Linked DNA regions of Mus musculus: region 1 is linked to region 2. A link is a loop called in an ENCODE intact Hi-C map of the cell type or tissue named here. Cell type or tissue: gastrocnemius. All regions are shown on one strand. Each heading gives the region's core, and the rest is flanking DNA. Links, peaks and the distances in the headings are about the cores only.

Region 1 (8,734 bases), core at 659-8,658, 59 kb after region 2:
TAAGCCACCATGTGGTTGCTGGGAATTGAACTCAGGACCTCTGAAAAAACAATGAGTGCTCTTAACTGCTGAGCTATCTCTACAGCCCTCATATTCAAGGTTTTAATGAAATATGTATTAGTTTTGTTGTTGTTGTTGTGTGATAAAAACAGCATGACCAGAGCAGCTTATAAAAGGGATGTTAGTTTGGCTTTAAGGTTCAGAGGAATGTTGCCAGTAATGGCTGGGGCAGAGTGGCAGTAGATGGCAGACAATGGTAGCTGGAGCAGAGAGCAGGGGTGGGGAGCTGGGGGGACTCGGGTAGATCACAACTGGAAATGGCATGTGGCTTTAACCTTGAAGCCTGGCCCCAATAACATACTTTGTCCAGCAAGACCAGTCCTGCTAAATCCACTCAAGCATTTCTACCACTTGACCACGCACTCAGACATATGTGTTCACTTTGCATCCAATGTCTAACACAAGATACAGAGCATTTCCACCAAGCTCTCTCGGCCTTCCTTTCTGACTCTGTTCTGTTTGTCTGCTTTCTACCGCAAGTGGATGTGATCACCAGCTGCACTTCATAAAAATGATAATCTCTGGGGTTACCATTTTCATGGGTGCCACAAGACACCTGACAAGAGCAGCTGGCAGAGGAGAAGGGTCTCAGCTGCGTTTGCAGTGTATAGGTACAGGAGGACCAAGAACTGGCTGTCCCTTGTCCTTGCAGTCAGGAAGCAGAGACGGGCTGCTGCTGTCTGCTCCTTGTCCTTCCTTGGGTGACAGTGCTGCCCACCCACACTCGGTGCTTCCACCTCAGGGAACCAGTGCAGGTCCTCTCTAGCTGACAGTGAAGACTAAGTATCACCTTTATTTAAAAACAGTATTTGGGAGATTTTATATTGTTTTGTATCCCAGGACTTAATTTATTTTATTGCTTCATGGTATTTCATTGAGTATGCTGTAATTTATTATCTGTCAGTGAACTTTTTTGTCTATATCTAATTAGGGACTAATTGATTAAGGCTAGAAAGAATACCGCAGGTCTTTTTTTTTTCTAGTGGCATTGTCTGAGAATTGCCAGGTCCTATGTGTGTTTATCATCATTGGAAAAGAGCTTTTTCAGTGTTTCTGATGTTTTGAGAGGTGCCTTACTTAATGCTGGCTGCTACTTGTCAGTACTTTTTCCTGTTCAGGAAATCATGGTCTCTGGGTGCCAGGGAACTTGTAATGTTAGTAAGATATCATTAATATTAGACAGTCAAACCTGTGGGGCTTCCCCCTCTCCCCGCCTTTAATTCCCAAGTATGTAAGGATTTGTTTTCTCCTGAGCAGATCACGTTGCATTCATTCTTGAGCTTGGGATAATGTGGTGGGTGGGGCTGACCTTTGCTTGTTGGCAGTTGCCTTTCTCTGTAGGTCTGATCTCATGCTTGTTTATTGAACTAGCTCACCTTCTGTGTTTGCAAGCTTGGACTCCCACTGCTCTGTCTGCAATCTAGCAGCAAGTGTTAGTGGCGCACATTCTAGGTCTTTCACCTCTACTCGAGTATCAAGTCCTGCTAGAACTTGCAGTGATACATGCCTTGCCACAAGCCTTTCCTGCATCTTCAGAGATGATGGTCATGTGGCCCTCACCCCTTGTTATATAGAGATTTTTGGCATATTTACCATAACCTGTGATGAAGCACACTTGGCCCTGCCATTTTATATAGCACTGAGTTAAACTTGCTGGTCTGTTAAGAGTGGTATTCTGAAGTGTTCCTCATTGTAGCTTATGGTTTTGGTTTTTTTTTTCCTTTAACAATTATCTTGAGTCTTGTTTCATTATTTCAAAATATTTGAGAATTTTCTACATATCCTAATTCATCTCTAGCTAAATAGCACTGTTTTCTAAGTGTGATGTCATTCATTTAAAATGTGTAGAGTGTGCTTTTATAGTCTAGAATGCGATCCGCTTGGTGATTCTTTGATGTGTGTCTGATAACAATGGAACTTTATTGTCGTGTTCTAGAGATGTGTGTGTCTGTCTGTCTGTCTGTGTGGCTGTGTATGGCTGTGTGTCTTTTTCTCTTTGTTTCTGTCAGTATCTGAGGGGCATTTTGACCTTCAGTAGTGTACTAGTTGCTTTTCTTGTCACTGAAGCCTGGACAAGAAGCGACTTAGTAGGGAAGAGCTTTTCTTCAGCTCACAGTCAGGAGCACTACCTCAGTTCTTCAGGTAGATGTGGTTCACTGCTTGCCAGAGTGTGAGGCTGCTTGCTCATGTATTTATTAACCAGGAAGCAGAGGTAGGCATAGAACTATCTATCCCTCCAGTGAGTTGCTTCCATCTTGGCCCTGCCTCCTAAAGGCTCTTTAGCCTCCCCAGGCTGAGCCAATAGCTAGGGACCACGTATTCAACGCATGGTCCAATCACTTTGAAACCATTACAAACCCTAGTAGTTATGTCGGGTTATCTTTAGTTGTGTCGTGGTTTTTAAAGCTTTGTTAGTAATTTTGTTGTGATTTCTGATAAGTTGACCCTTGTCATGAAATGTCCTATAATGTATTAGTGCTGTGCCATGGCAGGCTGTGTGTGTGTGTGTTGTGTCTCTTCTTTTTAAGTGTGGCTTGTATGCAGTGTATAGGTAGGGCATGTTTTAAAATCTGCTTTTCCTTTACAGTGAATATTTATTCATAGCAGTGGGTTTGAGGTTTGTCTTCTGTTTTTTGTTTGTTTAGTTTGTCTGTTTCTCTTTGTTGCTGTGTATAGAGCTGTTGAGTACTCCGGAGACTTGTTTCTTCAGCTTACTTCTCAGTTGTGGTATAATGTTTAGTGTTGTTTGACAATATGCATTTTTATGTCAGGTTACCCTTAGATACTGTCATATCACTTGTATGTTGTAACTCCCTTCTGTCTCTTAAGTGCTTGTATGTAAACATCACTTCTGCATGTGTTAGAATCCTCAGAACACGTCAACTGTTTACCTCAAGGAAAGGAAAGTGCTGTAGGCGCACTGAGTGCGGGGTCCTGGCCATCCGACATCTATGCTCACCATAGATGAGCCCAGCTCCTTCTTTCTCAGTGTACACCATGAGCTTATGATTGGAGCATCTCCTGCCTGAGGAGAGCACTAGTCGCTGTCTGTCTTAAACTCTCTCCTGTGGTTCCTTCTCAGCTGCACTGTAAGGAGAGTCAGGGTTTCTTCTTAGCAGTTCTCACCTGTGGTGTGGTTTTCCTTCCCTTTCAGGGTGCTTAAACAGTTTATCTTCATACTTGGTTATAATGTACCTATGCTTTTTGTTTAATTTTTCTTTTGTGTTCGCAGAGGTGATTGAAATTCTTGGATTTGTGAACTGATGTATTTGTAGGTCCTCAACTGTTATCAATACTTACTCTGTCCAGTCTTCTCGTTCTCCAGTTGCATGCATGGTTCTGCCGTGCTCAGTATTGCCCCGAGGTCCTCAGAGCGTCAGTGGGGAGTGCAGTAGCACCTGCCTTGCCTTTATGTCTTGAATTTGTATACTTCTTTTTGCTCTGTGTTTTTGGTCAGTGTTTTGTTGGTTAATCTGGCTTCCCAACATTCTAGATCTGTTCTGCTGTTAGAAGTATTCAGCAGACTAGAGAGGTGCGTGTCAGTTACGTGCTTCAACTTTTGACAACAAAACCATAGGCCAGTCCTTAAAGATCCACCTAAATGGGATGTTGTGTGTTTGTCTTTCCAGTGCTGGGTAGGGGAGATGGGAGACAGCCTGGGGCTTACTGACACCCTCTGACCTACTCTTTGAGTTCCAGGCCAGTGAGAGATGCTGTCTAAAGAAAGGAAAAAGATGTCACTAGAGCTTGTTCACAATACACAGATGGAGCGCAGGTTCTCCACTTAGTATTTTAGTTTAAGAATTTGTATTTGTCCTTATTTTTTACAGTTTCCCCTTTTCTGAAGTTCCATCTATTCACATGTGTTCCCTACCTTTTATTATTAAACTATATAACTTACACATTTATTTATTAGTTTAAAAATACTTGCCTGCCAGTTCCACTGCCTGGGCCATTTATTAGTATGGATTGATAACTCATTTTCCCCTGCTAAGTTACAGACACCGTTATTTTTTCTGTAATTATATATAAAAGCGGTCGATCTTTCTGTACTTGAGAATGGGTGAGCTGTGTCATTTTCCATGAGAAGCAGGTGAAAAGCTTCTCGTACTATCAGGCCAGGACGGTCTGATTCTGGGCGTTTAGTGTTTGCCTCAGGAGTTTTACCATCTGAGGAGGCCCCTTCAAGCATTGTTTGTTCATGACCGAAGGAGGCTCTAGAGCTCTACACATTGCCACCCACAGCACCCGGACATTTTCCTTTAACTCTTTTGCTGCCTTTGTGTGGCTATTACTATGTGGTCAGAACTAGGCTGAATTATCCTTGCTTGGGTCTAGCATGGTGGCCCCTCCTCCCCTTACAGGGCCCTTCTAATCTGCTAGTAGTTGTTTGGGGCTGGGGATGTGGTCAGTGGAAGACCACTTGCTGAATATGCACAGCTGTGATTTGTCCTACTTCCGGACTTTAAACAACTGTCACCAAAACTCCAGTACTGCTGTGGAGACTTGTAGAAAGACAACATTGTTCCTGGTTACTAATGAGTATCTATCAGTCCCATCCTGTGGTTAAGCAGCTGACGAACCATTTTGTAAGTGAACCGATCCCTTTACTTTGAGTGCATACATAGCTTTAATGAGCCACTGTTAGGTAGGCAGTGCAGCATATTCTCCAGTGCAAGCCTGGCATTGTGGTGCACACCTTTAATCCCAGTTGTCGCACTCGGCAGGCAGAGGCAGGCAGAGCTTTGTGAGCTTGAAGCCAGCCTGTTCTATGTGTAGTGAGTTGCAAGTCAGCCAAGACTACGCAGTAAGACCCTACCTATCTCAAAACAGACATTACTTACAGAGAGAGGCAGGTCAGAATCCATTCTGCTCTGCTCTGTAGAAGCTGTCATAGTAATTGTTTTATATTTGTGGATTTTCTGTGTCACACTCTTTGTTTACTTGCTTGCTTGTTTCACAACCTTGAAAATAAGAAATGTGTTCCTGGGTGAAACTGTACCAACCCAGCTTCAGGCTGGGCCAGTGTCTGCTTGCTGCTGAGCTCTACTGATCTTCAGAGTACTTTTTTTCTCTCCCAAAACTGTATTGGACTTCTTAAACACATGCTTAAGTGTTATGTGCAGAGTGAGGTGGGGTGGGGGTGGGGTCTAGCTATTTTAATAACTGTCTTTCTTCACAAAGCCTTGTACATTTGGAGTAAATCATGTTACCTCTCCTACCAAACTTTGAGACAATTTCTGTTCTCTCTTCTTTAATAGGAGTACAAACCACCAGGAACCCGTAAACTTCATAATATTCTTGGAGTAGAAACAGGAGGACCTGGCGGGCGGCGTGCTGGGGAATCGGGTCATACTGTAGCTGACTACTTGAAGTTCAAAGACCTCATTTTAAGGATGCTTGATTATGACCCCAAAACTCGGATTCAACCTTATTATGCCCTGCAGCACAGTTTTTTCAAGAAAACAGCTGATGAAGGTACCAACACAAGTAACAGTGTGTCTACCAGCCCTGCGATGGAGCAGTCTCAGTCTTCAGGCACCACCTCCAGCACCTCCTCCAGCTCAGGTCCGCCACGGCGCAGCGCGGCCCGCTCGCTTGTGCATGCTTTCTCTCTGCTTACTCGGGTGGGAGGCTTTTTCCCCCTCCTTTTTGGTTTTTTGAGGCAGGTTTTCTCTGTGTAGCCCTGGCTATCCTGGACGCCCCCTTGGTATGCTAGTCTGGCCTCAAACTCAGAGATCGCCTCCTGCCTCTGCCTTCAGAGTGCTGGGATTTAAGACACATGTTCCCACTGCCCAACTCCAATGTGGAATTCTTTCAGAGTATTTATATATATATATATATATATTTTTTTTTTAATTAGGTATTTTCCTCATTTACATTTCCAATGCTATCCCAAAAGTCCCCCATACCCTCCCCCCCCACCCCACTGCCCACCCCAGAGTGTTTATTATAAACTAATTTTTTGAATTTTGTAAATGGGTAGCAAGGGATTATTTTACTTCAATATGTTCTTAGTGTGTGTGGCTCTGAATTCAGTACCCTCAAACACACCTCCCCACCTGTATGGTTAGTAGCAAATTTAATTGTCAGATGTGTTCGTTATAATTGTCTGCCTGACAGTTAGAAACAAAGCTACTTATAGCCAAAAATTTAAATGGTTTTAAATGGAGTTATTTTTCCACGTCCTTAAGTTTTTACTTGACTGAGGAGAACCTGGCTGTATTAGCAGTTGATGTGGGAAGACATCTAAGACTCCAATTACTTTGTGGTATATTTCAAGTTAATACCATAGCTTGAAAGTTTTATGTGTCTGTATATGTGTTAAGTAGTGCATATACCTAACCGTGCATATGTGTGCACCTAAGGTCACATGTGGGTCTTGACACTGTGTCTTCCCTCACTGTCTTCCTTATTACTTGGAAATAAGAGTCCCAGTGCCCCAGAGGCCTGCTGTTGTATCCAGGCTGCCTGCCTGGCTAGTGAGGTCTTGGGATTGGCACTCCCTCACCCAAGTCCCGGGGTTCAGTCAGCCCAGGATTTTATACAGAGGCTGGAGATGCACACACAGTCCTAGCTCTGCTCCTGCTCTTACTGCGTACTCTCTCTACCCCATGCTTGAGTGGGTACAATGCAGTCTTAGAGTTCTAACTCGAGCAAAATTAGCTTTAAACTCACAAGTTTTTCCATGTCCTGATATTAAAGGTGGATCCTCGGGAACGAGTAACAGTGGGAGAGCCAGGTCGGATCCGACGCACCAGCATCGACACAGCGGTGGACACTTCGCTGCTGCTGTCCAGGCCATGGACTGTGAGACACACAGTCCCCAGGTGAGTGTTCCTAGTGCTCCTGCCATGGCCTTGCTAGCTTTAGCTTTGTTGGATGCCAGTCAGGACGACCATGTCTGTGTCCTCTTTTCTAAAGGTGTGTGGTATCCTCACTGCTTAGGAAATAAAAACTCCACTCCTTGTTAGAAATGAGAGCATGTGTTGGGTACACACACCACCGTCTTTCTAGCCATCTACTCCAGGTTTATTTTTCATTTGCCACAGCAGTTTCCTCCCTGCCTCTCAGTGGGTGCCGAGACCTCTAGATGCACTAATTCTCTGTGAGCTGTGCAGTCTGGGCCCTACGTTACTTCTTGTGGCCTCCAGCATTCCCACCCTGATTCTGAATCAGTTTGTGTTGGATTTTTAAACTTGTAATATTAAAGTAATTTTTAAAGTTAGTGTAGAACATGTGGTAGGATAGAAATGTGGAGATGCCATCCTAGCTATATTTCATTGCTGTGGTAATACCCAGACAGAAGCAGTGTAAGGATGACAGGGTATACTCTGGCTCACAGTTCAAAAGGAAATGATACCTTGTGTCAGGGAAGATGGGATGGCAGGCAGGGAAAAGCAGAGTGGTAGGGTCAGGAGGCCTCTGCATTTAAGAAACAGGAAATGGGTGGGGCTGTGCTGAGCTATAGAGCCTCAAGGCCTACTCTATAAGCCAGCCTCCTGCAGTAGGGCCTTCACCCCTGCCCCTGGCTGCCAGCTGGGGACCAAGTATTCAAGCACAGGAGGAAGGTGTTTACTGTTTAGACAAAACCATAAGACCTCAGTGAGACATTTCCTCTGCGTTGTGGGCTACATTTTGGCTCTGAGCGTGCCAATCGGTTATTTGATAGAGTAAGGAAAACCTGAGCTAGATTGGTGCTCATTCCTTAATTGTGACTGGGCCACTTGGTTTTGCTGGAGAAATTGTCACATTGTTCTGTCCTCACTGTTAGTATTCACCAGTCTCAGGCGGCCATCCTCAGAGGACCCCTTCTCCTTCCTATTGTCTGTGAATTACTTCCAACTTGTCCACTCGTAGGCAGAGGCCTGTGACTCTCTCTTCTGTGTGCAATCTTCAGACTGCACTGCTGTAGACGGGCTTTCTCACAGCTCGCCTCTCTCTGCTTTCACTGGGCTTCTTGTTGAAGGCCAGGCCCATGTCTCCTGTCTTCATGGGCTCTGGCTCCTTCTGTTGAACAGCACTGAGTCTTTGATCGTTCTAGCCTGTGGTAACTCTCCCTCACCACACTGTCATTCCTAGAGTTTCACACTTGTCTTCAGCAGCCCAGCAGCTCAGTGCACCTAACTCCTGGTCCCAGTTGCAGGCCCTGTGTCAGCCACAGTCCTCACTGATAGTCCAGAGGACTCCCCTGTTTTCCTTTGTCGTTGCCTGGTAGTATTTGGCAGGGTTGACTTAATCCACATACACTGAATTACCTCTGGTTTCTTTGGCAGCATGTGTCTGGTTCTCCATTTCTTTGTTCCCCCTCCCTTAACTGTCTTTTGGGGGGCAGTGTTCCTGTCCACCATGCCTTGAGATGACCTCACATGCTTTCTGCTTGGTCTCACCCCTTACTGCCAGTCATTACAGTCACCATTTTTAAAGCATTCCTTCCTACTTACCTCTGACTACACTGACCTCTGGGTTGTGTTGGGCTTACTGTAAATGCCATTCTGCAAGTTTGAGCAGTAAGAAGACTCTTAACTGTACCTGTTGCTTTGTAACAATGGTCCTATTTTCACTTACTTACTGTCATAGATTCAGGTCCAGGATGTTAGTCTCCAGGTTAGTGAGGTGTGAATTCTGATTTTATGTATATATAATTAGCCCTTCCACTGCAGGAACCATGTGT
Region 2 (8,734 bases), core at 187-8,186:
AGGTCTTTGTCAGAATTCAGTGTGGGGTGGGGGGCAGGAGAATTGCTAATCTTGTTATGGTTATTTCTTTGAGAATAGCTAATATTATTTTGGTAGCTGCAGGTTTAATCATTTTGACTGCTAAAACTATGTTTTTACATTTGTTTAGTCAGCCAGCTTCCTTATCTGGCCCTGCACTTGGCCTGCTAGTACAGTTTGGAAAGTCCTTTTCGAAGGGGGAATGTACTGGGTGGTCTTGAATTCATTTCGGATATTACAGCACAGGCTTCCATTCTCTGCTGTAGAGAGGAACAGGATGGGGAGTTTGTTCAGAGAGAAGAAATAAAGTCTTGACTGCCATGTAGTTATTGACAAGGAGTAAAAGAGTGTCACTTCAATTTAGATGCAGGTGGGGCAGGTTTTTATTGTTTTTCTGTGGGGAATTCTTAGGCCATATGTGTCCCTCAGACACATAAGAAACAAAAGAAATAGACAGGATTCGGTGTAGGAATAGTAAAACCATGCAGTGATAGCCATGGAAACCAGAGTGCGAAAGTTGACACTGACAGAATAATGTAACAGTGACCCAGGCTCAGCAGTGCACAGTCCCTGAGAGCACCACCTAGGGAGGGAGGGCCCTGTATTAATTAATGGTTTTTATGGCCCCTCCCAGTAGGCCCTGTGCTACCTATTCACATATGGGGCTAGCAGTTTCTTAAATTTCTCCCCCCCCATAGCCCCACAAAAGATACTCTTTAATCACCATCCCCCCAGTTCCATCCTACCAAATAGTATCCTTGTCTGAGTCACCTTAAATTTCTTGTTTGTATGAGAAACTGATAGATCTTGTCAAATTACATATAGTGCTCTACATTTTATTCTTCATGTTTCCAGTTCAAAATCATGTCATGTACGTAACTGGGAGTTTTTGATAAACTGTAGCTGTCACATTAGCAGTGAAGTTTGCATGGACTGCTGTGTACTCGGCAGGCACTGAAGCTCTGCTCCCTCAGCCCGAGCTCTGTGCTTGTGCCCGTACCTGTGGCTTGGGATTGGAATGCCGATTTATTAATTGAGGGTTTATAAGGCAAAAAAATGACTGGGTGAAGACTTTTTGGAACAAAGCTGAAAAGTTAGCATGTTGTTTTGAATGCCAATGCACTTGAACTGCTTTTTTGGCATTCATTTTGGAATGAATAAAACAAAGATATTTTGAGTTATGAGAATTTTTAGTTGACATATACTTAAAATAAATACTTGATGCTATGCCTGGCTTCATAAAGTGAACCATCTTTGTGACTGTAAATTCCTTATCTTCTTGAGGGGAAGCTGCTGCTTGTTGCTGTTTTACTTTAAACTTATCATCTGGAATACATTGTATGAGCATAAAAGTAACATTTGTGACTTGTACACTTGCTGATCTCATAAGTTCTTATGTCCTGGTGCACCTGTAATCACGCTACACCAGTTGGATGTGTTCCATTAAGAACCATTTCAGTTCAGGCTGGACTTGGATATAAAGAGTTCACCCATGCCCCTCACATACAGAGTGTATGGTCTTACTGTTTGGTGGCTGTGTTATCACTTGCTCTATATGCATTGAACCATTACTGTATATCAAGAACTATTATTTGTTTATTATTTATGTAGTAGCCTATTTTCTCTTGTTAGCTCACACCAGGTCTCACGCTGGCACACAGGCTGGGCTGACCTGCTTCTGACCGCATGCTGGGTTACTTGTTCCCCTGGGTATTTACCTGCCGGTTGTTTTCATGGCGCCACACTGCCTGGGAGCTTTATGCTCTTTCTTTCTTTTTCCTGGAATGGATAAGGTCCCGCAATAACAGCTGAACATAACAGGTTTACAGGTCTGTTGAACAAATTAGAATAAAACCATTAGCAATCTGTTGATGGTGATGACATTTTATTTTCCCTAATATATTTTCTCATGTAAAGAGATCTCTAAGCAGCTGGCCAGTGCTGGAGTATGCCTTTAATCCCAACACTTGGGAGGCAGAGGTAGGTAGATCTCTGTGAGTTCCAAGACAGCCAGGGCTATACAGTAAACTTTTTGGGGTGGGTTGGGGGCAGAGGGAATCCCTGAGGCTTTATAACTATTTTTTGATGTGATAAGGTACAGTAGCTTGCCAGTTTGGCTTTTTGTTTTTTGTTTTGTTTTGTTTTTGTTTTTTTGTTTTCTTCGAGACAGGGTTTCTCTGTGTATCCCTGGCTGTCCTGGAACTCACTCTGTAGACCAGGCTGGCCTCGAACTCAGAAATTCGCCTGCCTCTGCCTCCTGAGCGCTTGGATTAAAGGCGTGCGCCACCATCGCCCGGCCTCAGTTTGGCTTTTGTTCGTAGAAATAATCACTGTTTGAAACAGGAACATGTTTTCTTAAATAGTCAAATCAGAGTTTGCATTATTAACAGTGATTTAAATGCTTGACTGAATTGAAATAATATGCTTGTTTCTGAAAATAATTTTGCGTTTATGCTTTATGTTTTTAGAAAATATTATAGATTTGACTATTGTTTAAAATGTTTTAAATTTTAATTCAACAAATAAAACAGAAAACCCATACCAAGAAACCTGATGTCGATAATCCCTTAAAAGATAAAATGGAAGATTTCACTTTTGTCAAAGATTTACCCTGTCTTTTACCTAGACTTCAAGGAAAGTGTAGAGATCCATGTTCCCAGTGGCTCGGTGTTAGAGAGACTAGTAGTTTTATTATCATTTTGGCCTGATTGGTTTTTGTCAGCTGGGCATACAGTAGAGTTATCTGGGAAGATGAACCTTCATTGAGAAAATGCCATCATCAGATTGGCTTATAGGCAAGTCTGTAGGGCATTGTCTTGATTGATGGCTGAGGTGTGAGCTCCAGCCCACTGTGGGCGTGCTGTTGTAGAAGATAGCATTTTAAGCAAGCCAGCAAGCAGAGTTCCTCCGTGGTCTCTGCTTTAGCTCCTGCCTCCAGGTTCTTGTGTTAACTTTTCTGTATATCAAGAACTATTATTTGTTTGGATGATGAGATCTGTAAGCCAAGCAAACGTCTTCTTATTCAGATTGCTTTTGGTCACGTATCACAGGACTAGAAACCTAAGACACAATTCTACAAATTACAAATCATCTACAAGGAATTTATTGTAAATTTTTCTTTTAAAACAGATGTGCCACATATAGTAATTTTAAAACATGGCTGATAATTAAAAGTGGAGTAATTCCCTCCTTGTAGTGTGGTCAGGTGGTTATTTTGTTTTGTTTTGTTTTGTTTTTGTTTTTTGTTTTTCTGAGACAGGGTTTCTCTGTGTATCCCTGGCTGTCCTGGAACTCACTCTGTAGACCAGGCTGGCCTCGAACTCAGAAATCCACCTGCCTCCCAACACCCGGCTGTGTGGTCAGTTTTAATAACCTTTTGGCGGGGGGGGGGGGGGGTGGTGTTAAAGATTTATTTATTTCTTATGTGTAAGTACATTGTAGCTGTCTTGAGACACTCCAGAAGAGGGCGTCATCTCGTTTTACAGATGGTTGTGAGTCACCATGTAGTTGCTGGGATTTGAACTTAGGTCTTTCAGAAAAGCAGTCAGTGCTCTTAACCTCTGAGCCAGCCACCCCCCCCCCCCTTTAAAAATGTTTATTTATTTTTACTTATATGAGTACACTCTAGTTGTTTTCAAACACACCAGAAGCGGGCATCAGATCCCATTACAGATGGTTGTGAGCCATCTTGTAGTTGCTGGGAATTGAACTCAGGACCTCTGGTAGAGCAGTTGGTGCTCTTAACTGCTGAGCCATCTCTCCAGCCCCTAGTAACTTTTCTAATGGACATACTAAGCAATGCCACTGCTGCCTGGTTCTCTTTTTGTCTCTGAATATTAATCTCTCTGTCTCTCTTAATGTTCAGCCTTGAAATCTGGGCTTAATGTTGAGAGGAAGCCAAATGAGCTCATGAGAAAACCTCCTGTAGATGACTGGCTAGGTCCTCAGCTCTGGATCCTAGCCAGCGTAAGCTGCTGGCTTATGAGTGAGCAGGTTCCCCGTGGTCCTCACTCCTTTCAAGGCACTAACACTGAGTGTGGGAGTGATTCCCCCTGCCATATGCTGGTGGTTTGAATATGCTTGGCCTAGGGAGTTGGCACGGTTAGGAGGTGTGGCCTTATTGGGAGGAAGTGTGTCACTATGGGAGTGGGCTTGGAAACCCTCATAGCTATCGGTGAGATAGACTTCTGTTTGTCTCCAAACAAGATGTAGAACTCTCAGCTCCTCCTACAGAGCCATGCCTGCCTGGATGGTGCCATGTTTCCTGCTATGATGATAATGGACTGAACCTCTGAACCCAATTAAGTGTTGTCCTTTATAAGTGGTGTCTTTTCACGGTGGAAACCTAACTAAGGCACATATCCTACCCAAAGTGCAGTTTTATATGCAAAATAAACATAATAAATGGTTGAGTGTTGCCTTGCTGTGAAGTCAGACAGCAGCTGTGTCCAGGGCTGTTTTCCAGTTGTGTTCTGAGAGTGTCACCATGAAGTCTGACCCAGGGTCACTGCTGAGACCCCACAGTTGATGCCATAGAGGCAGGACACCCCAGTTAGTGACAGGCTACCTAGGAGAATGTGCACCATTCATTGGTGGGGCCTAATTCAAGACAGGAGGCTGAGACACATGACTGAATCCAGGGAGGACTCAGTATTGTCTTCCTGTGCACCCACCCCCTTTCACTTTCCTCACTTAGGATTTGTCCTTCACTGCTGGTACCACTCCAGGCACTCTGTGACTTCCACACGTGTACGTAAGCAGTTGCTGATAGACCTTCCTGTCCTCTTTTTGATTGGGTTGGAAGTTGGATGGACGGAGGGGTTTGCTCAGTACTTCATCAGTGCTGGCACTGCATGGAAAGCTACGAGCAGTTAAGTTGGTGTTGTGCCTGTAACGTGTTAGTTGTAACCAGTGCTCACATCCTACAATCATGGTCACTTAGGCCATGCTCAGCCCGTGTGCTAAATTCAGGCTTTCGTTTCCCTTTTTTTTTTTTTGTTTTTTGTTTTTTGTTTTTTTTTTGTTTTTTTTTAATAATTAATTTATTTATTATATGTAAGTACACTGTTGCTGTCTTCAGACACTCCAGAAGAGGGAGTCAGATTTTGTTACGGATGGTTGTGAGCCACCATGTGGTTGCTGGGATTTGAACTCCTTTTTTGCTGGGATTTGAACTTGACCTTCGGAAGAGCAGTCGGGTGCTCTTACCCACTGAGCCATCTCACCAGCCCCCTCGTTTCCCTTTTTGATATGCTTTAAGGTCGTCATTTCTATGCCTGCTTAGAAACCTCCAAGGTTTAGTGCCCTTTGGAGATAGAGACAAAAGGGAATTTGTTTTTCTTTTTCTTGTTCACATTTTTAGGAGTAACTCCTTTAATTTCTTTAACTTTAAAGTTCTTTCTTGATTACTTACATGATTTCTTAGATACAGTGATGGTTTATTGCTGTGTTTTTATATTCAGAAAACTACTGACAGTCTGCCAGGAAGACAGAGTAACTCTCTCTTATACCGTCCCTTCTTGCCATGCTCTACTAGGGCTCAGCTTAAAGTTTTTAGTTAATTAACATTCTATACAATTCGTTTCTGACTCATGGATTTTTAGACAGTCTTCCTCCCCAAGATAAGAGCAACCAAACTCATTTGCAGTGCCTAGCCCACCAGATGTGTATGCTGTGGCACAGGTATATAAACTTGTAGCCATTTTCAAAGTTATAGCTACAGCTCGTTGTTTTGTCTTTAAAAACCTGATGACTAGAGCCTACTATTTAAAATAACTTATAAGGTCAGTGAAAGGGAAGGTTTGCCTCCTCACTCACTGTATTTGTTATGGCCACAAAGAACATGTTAGCCCTGGGGTTGAAAGAGTTTTGTGGCAGGCAATAATGTCTCTAACAGATTCCTTTGTGTGGGACATAGTCACCCATCGCATAGTGTGTTTGCTGCTCTTTAATCTTAGATGCAGAGTAAGTGTTCTTGGTCATGTGTGCCTTTGCCTTTGTTTTATAGTGTTTTAGTGATAAACACTTTGAACCCTCATGGCCCAGTCAGGAGCCAGAGCTTACTGTCTGCCTCTTGTGCATTTCTTCCAAAGGAGAGGAAGAAGACAGGTGTCCATTGGCTGTCTGTGGATGAATGTAGTGAGGGTGAATTGAAGCTTTGGGAAGAAAAATACTTTATTAAATTGCCAGCTTGAGGAGGCCCTTCGGAGGAGTAAGGCCAGTCCTGCCCAGTCCTTAATCATGCTATGTAGTGTCCATAGTCATGGCTCTTCTCAGGCTTGGCCTGGTGTGAGGCCTTCTTTGTATGCTGCTTGGTGCCATAGATGCTTTCTTAAGAGTGATGAAGGAGTCCCTGCCTTTCCAGTTCTCCTCTCTACCCAGACAGCATGGTGGGGCTGTTGGATACACACAGACTTGTGCACATGCACAGAGTAGGTGGGGTGGGGTGGTCCCTCTGTGCTGCTTCATGGCCGCACTGCCACTTGTGCTGATTGTGGCTTTGGCTCTAGTGTTTCCATGGAGATGGTTTTGCTCTTAGACTTGTAGAAAGCTCTTAGAAATAGTTTGCTCACTGACAGGTCACTACACCATTTTAATTGATCCTTGCTTGTGATTATTACTATTCTGTTGGGTGTTTTGTTTTGTTTAAGATGTAAACAAGTATGCTTAGATTTTTCTAGATTTTTTTCCTTAGGGTTGTCTTTTCCCCCAAACTTACAGAACTAAGTTTTCGATGTCCTTTGGCTCCTCTAGTTCTCAGGGCTCCACTGTCTGGGCTGGTTCTTCCTGCCCTCAGAGAAGCTCTGGCTGTGCTGGGAAGTAGATGGCGAGCCTAGCCTCAGGCCACACTGCCTGCTGTGAGCAGCCAGAGGATGCCACGTCAAGTTGCCCCAGGGAAAGCCACTCTGGGAGCTCCACCTGTCTTCAGCCCTGTCTCTGACGTTTGAATTGGGATCTCTTTGCACGTTGTCTTCTGTCTTGTTTCCTCCCTGCATAGACTCAAGGGCTCTCTCTTCTTGCTTCTGAGGCTTCAGCTGCCTAGAGAATGACAGAGCATGTGTTCTTTTAGGTGCCCACCCCAGGTTTCTCAGAAGTAAAATATCATACTGTTCGGAAAAACGAAATAGGGTAAACTTCCTCTTTTAATTTGTTCAGTCTGGGAATGGATAGGTGGATTTCTGTGAGTGTGAGGCCACCGTGAATTTCAGGTTGGTCGAGATCACAAATGAAACTATATTTCCAGTACAAGCAAACAAGCCCCCATCAGCAACCAATACAAAAAGTTTCAATTCTTCTCAGATGAACAGTGACTAACAGGCAGTCACTTAATGTATTTGGGTACATTAGAGTACTTAAAAATGAGGATGCTGTTGAATAAGTATAGTTCAGAAGTATTTTTTAAACCATAAAACCAGTTTTTAAGTCTTTTGTTTTTAAAGCATATTATTAATTTCGTTAACTTTAAGCTAAATAAAAACTTCTGGTCTGATGTTCAATTTCCTTAATACCCGACTGAGAAAAAGTACATTTACTGTATAATGGTGAATTTGGAAGAGAACACTCCTAAACATGGATCAGACCCCCGAGAGTAAGACAGTCCGGTATTTGTAGCTTCCTGTCTGCAGTGTGGATGGATGCAGTTAACAAGTGGATCTGTTAGCCTTTTAAGAAGTAGGAGTAGGGTCAGGGCAGCTCTAAGGCTGGAGAACACAAGCCTTTTGTAAAAGATGCCCAGCATGCACTGCTGTAGCTAGCAGCTACTATAAAGATTCCCAGCATGCACTGCTGCAGCTAGCAGCTACTATAAAGATGACCAGCATGCACTGCTGCAGCTAGCAGCTACTATAAAGAGGGAGGTATTAAAACCGGTCAACATAGTCACTTACAGTTTTTGACTATTTTTTTCTAAGTAGATATTTTCAAAACTGTAAAGTTGACTGTTTATTGGAGTGGAGCATGACATATCTCTGGAGCTCGTAGGAGAGTGGACAGCAATGCCATGCTTCCAAGTCAAGTGTCTTGTGTGTGAAAGGAGAGCTGTTGCTTCTGCTTGTTGAACATGTTTGCAGTAGTTGAGAAATTACCGCCTGGTTGTTCTAATCTAGTTCTTCCTACAGTGGAGGAACCTGACTGAAAGTGCTGGCTTTTTAAAAGTTAATGATTAATTGTCTACTTAGCAAACCTTAGTATTTCCTTTCCTAGAAATCCTAGTGCTGCTCATGTGGTAAGGAGTCTAATTTAGTGAGTGAACCGCTTTTGAGCATTTTAAGTCTTTAATTTGTTTCTAAAACTAGTACTTACATTTTCCTAAATTCTACTTTTTAATTGCTTTGAAAAGAAATGATGTTACGCTACAGACATTTAAATGTAGGCTGCTTTACCCCAGAGCATCTGCCACCAGGCAGAGGATGTTTCCTTATGTCTCAGACCTTGAAGAGACTGCCGTAGTACCGAGGCTTTATTGGTCACCCCTTTCAGTGATAAGGGAAGTTCTGTGGTATGTACAGTGCTTGTAAGGTATGCTGGAGACCGCCTTGTGTACGTGCAAAGTGCTCTTGTTGCTGCAGATTGGAAACTAGGCTGAGTTAGGGATCTGAGTGAAGGAGACTTTAGAGCTTTGGCTGAAGTATGAAAGTATGAATGTGATTAGATTTTTTTTTTTTTTTTGCTTCGTGCCTTTATAATTGAGAATTAAAGGGGGCTCAATAAACTTGCA

Evidence for each region. Peaks named below come from ENCODE experiments on the same cell type or tissue, not always from the same donor. Only the 100,000 strongest peaks of a DNase experiment are listed, where the experiment ranks them.
Region 1: it touches region 2 in a loop (2.1-fold over the local background); 2 of 42 quality-filtered maps call a loop at or near these places.

The regions. Positions count from the first base shown.
Region 1 is chr16:94,679,714-94,688,447 of GRCm38, forward strand. Dyrk1a (dual-specificity tyrosine-(Y)-phosphorylation regulated kinase 1a) reads left to right here. Exons shown (of 12, transcript NM_007890.2): 10 at 5,322-5,628; 11 at 6,766-6,890. Among named protein-coding and RNA genes, the nearest start is that of Gm41504, 30 kb to the right of the region's middle. In gastrocnemius, for the core only: no CTCF peak of the experiment used is centred there; no DNase peak of the experiment used is centred there; H3K27ac peaks cover 195 bases.
Region 2 is chr16:94,621,027-94,629,760 of GRCm38, forward strand. The region is part of intron 2 of Dyrk1a (dual-specificity tyrosine-(Y)-phosphorylation regulated kinase 1a); the gene reads left to right. Among named protein-coding and RNA genes, the nearest start is that of Dyrk1a, 55 kb to the left of the region's middle. In gastrocnemius, for the core only: no CTCF peak of the experiment used is centred there; a DNase peak (open chromatin) is centred at 4,020; H3K27ac peaks cover 1,875 bases.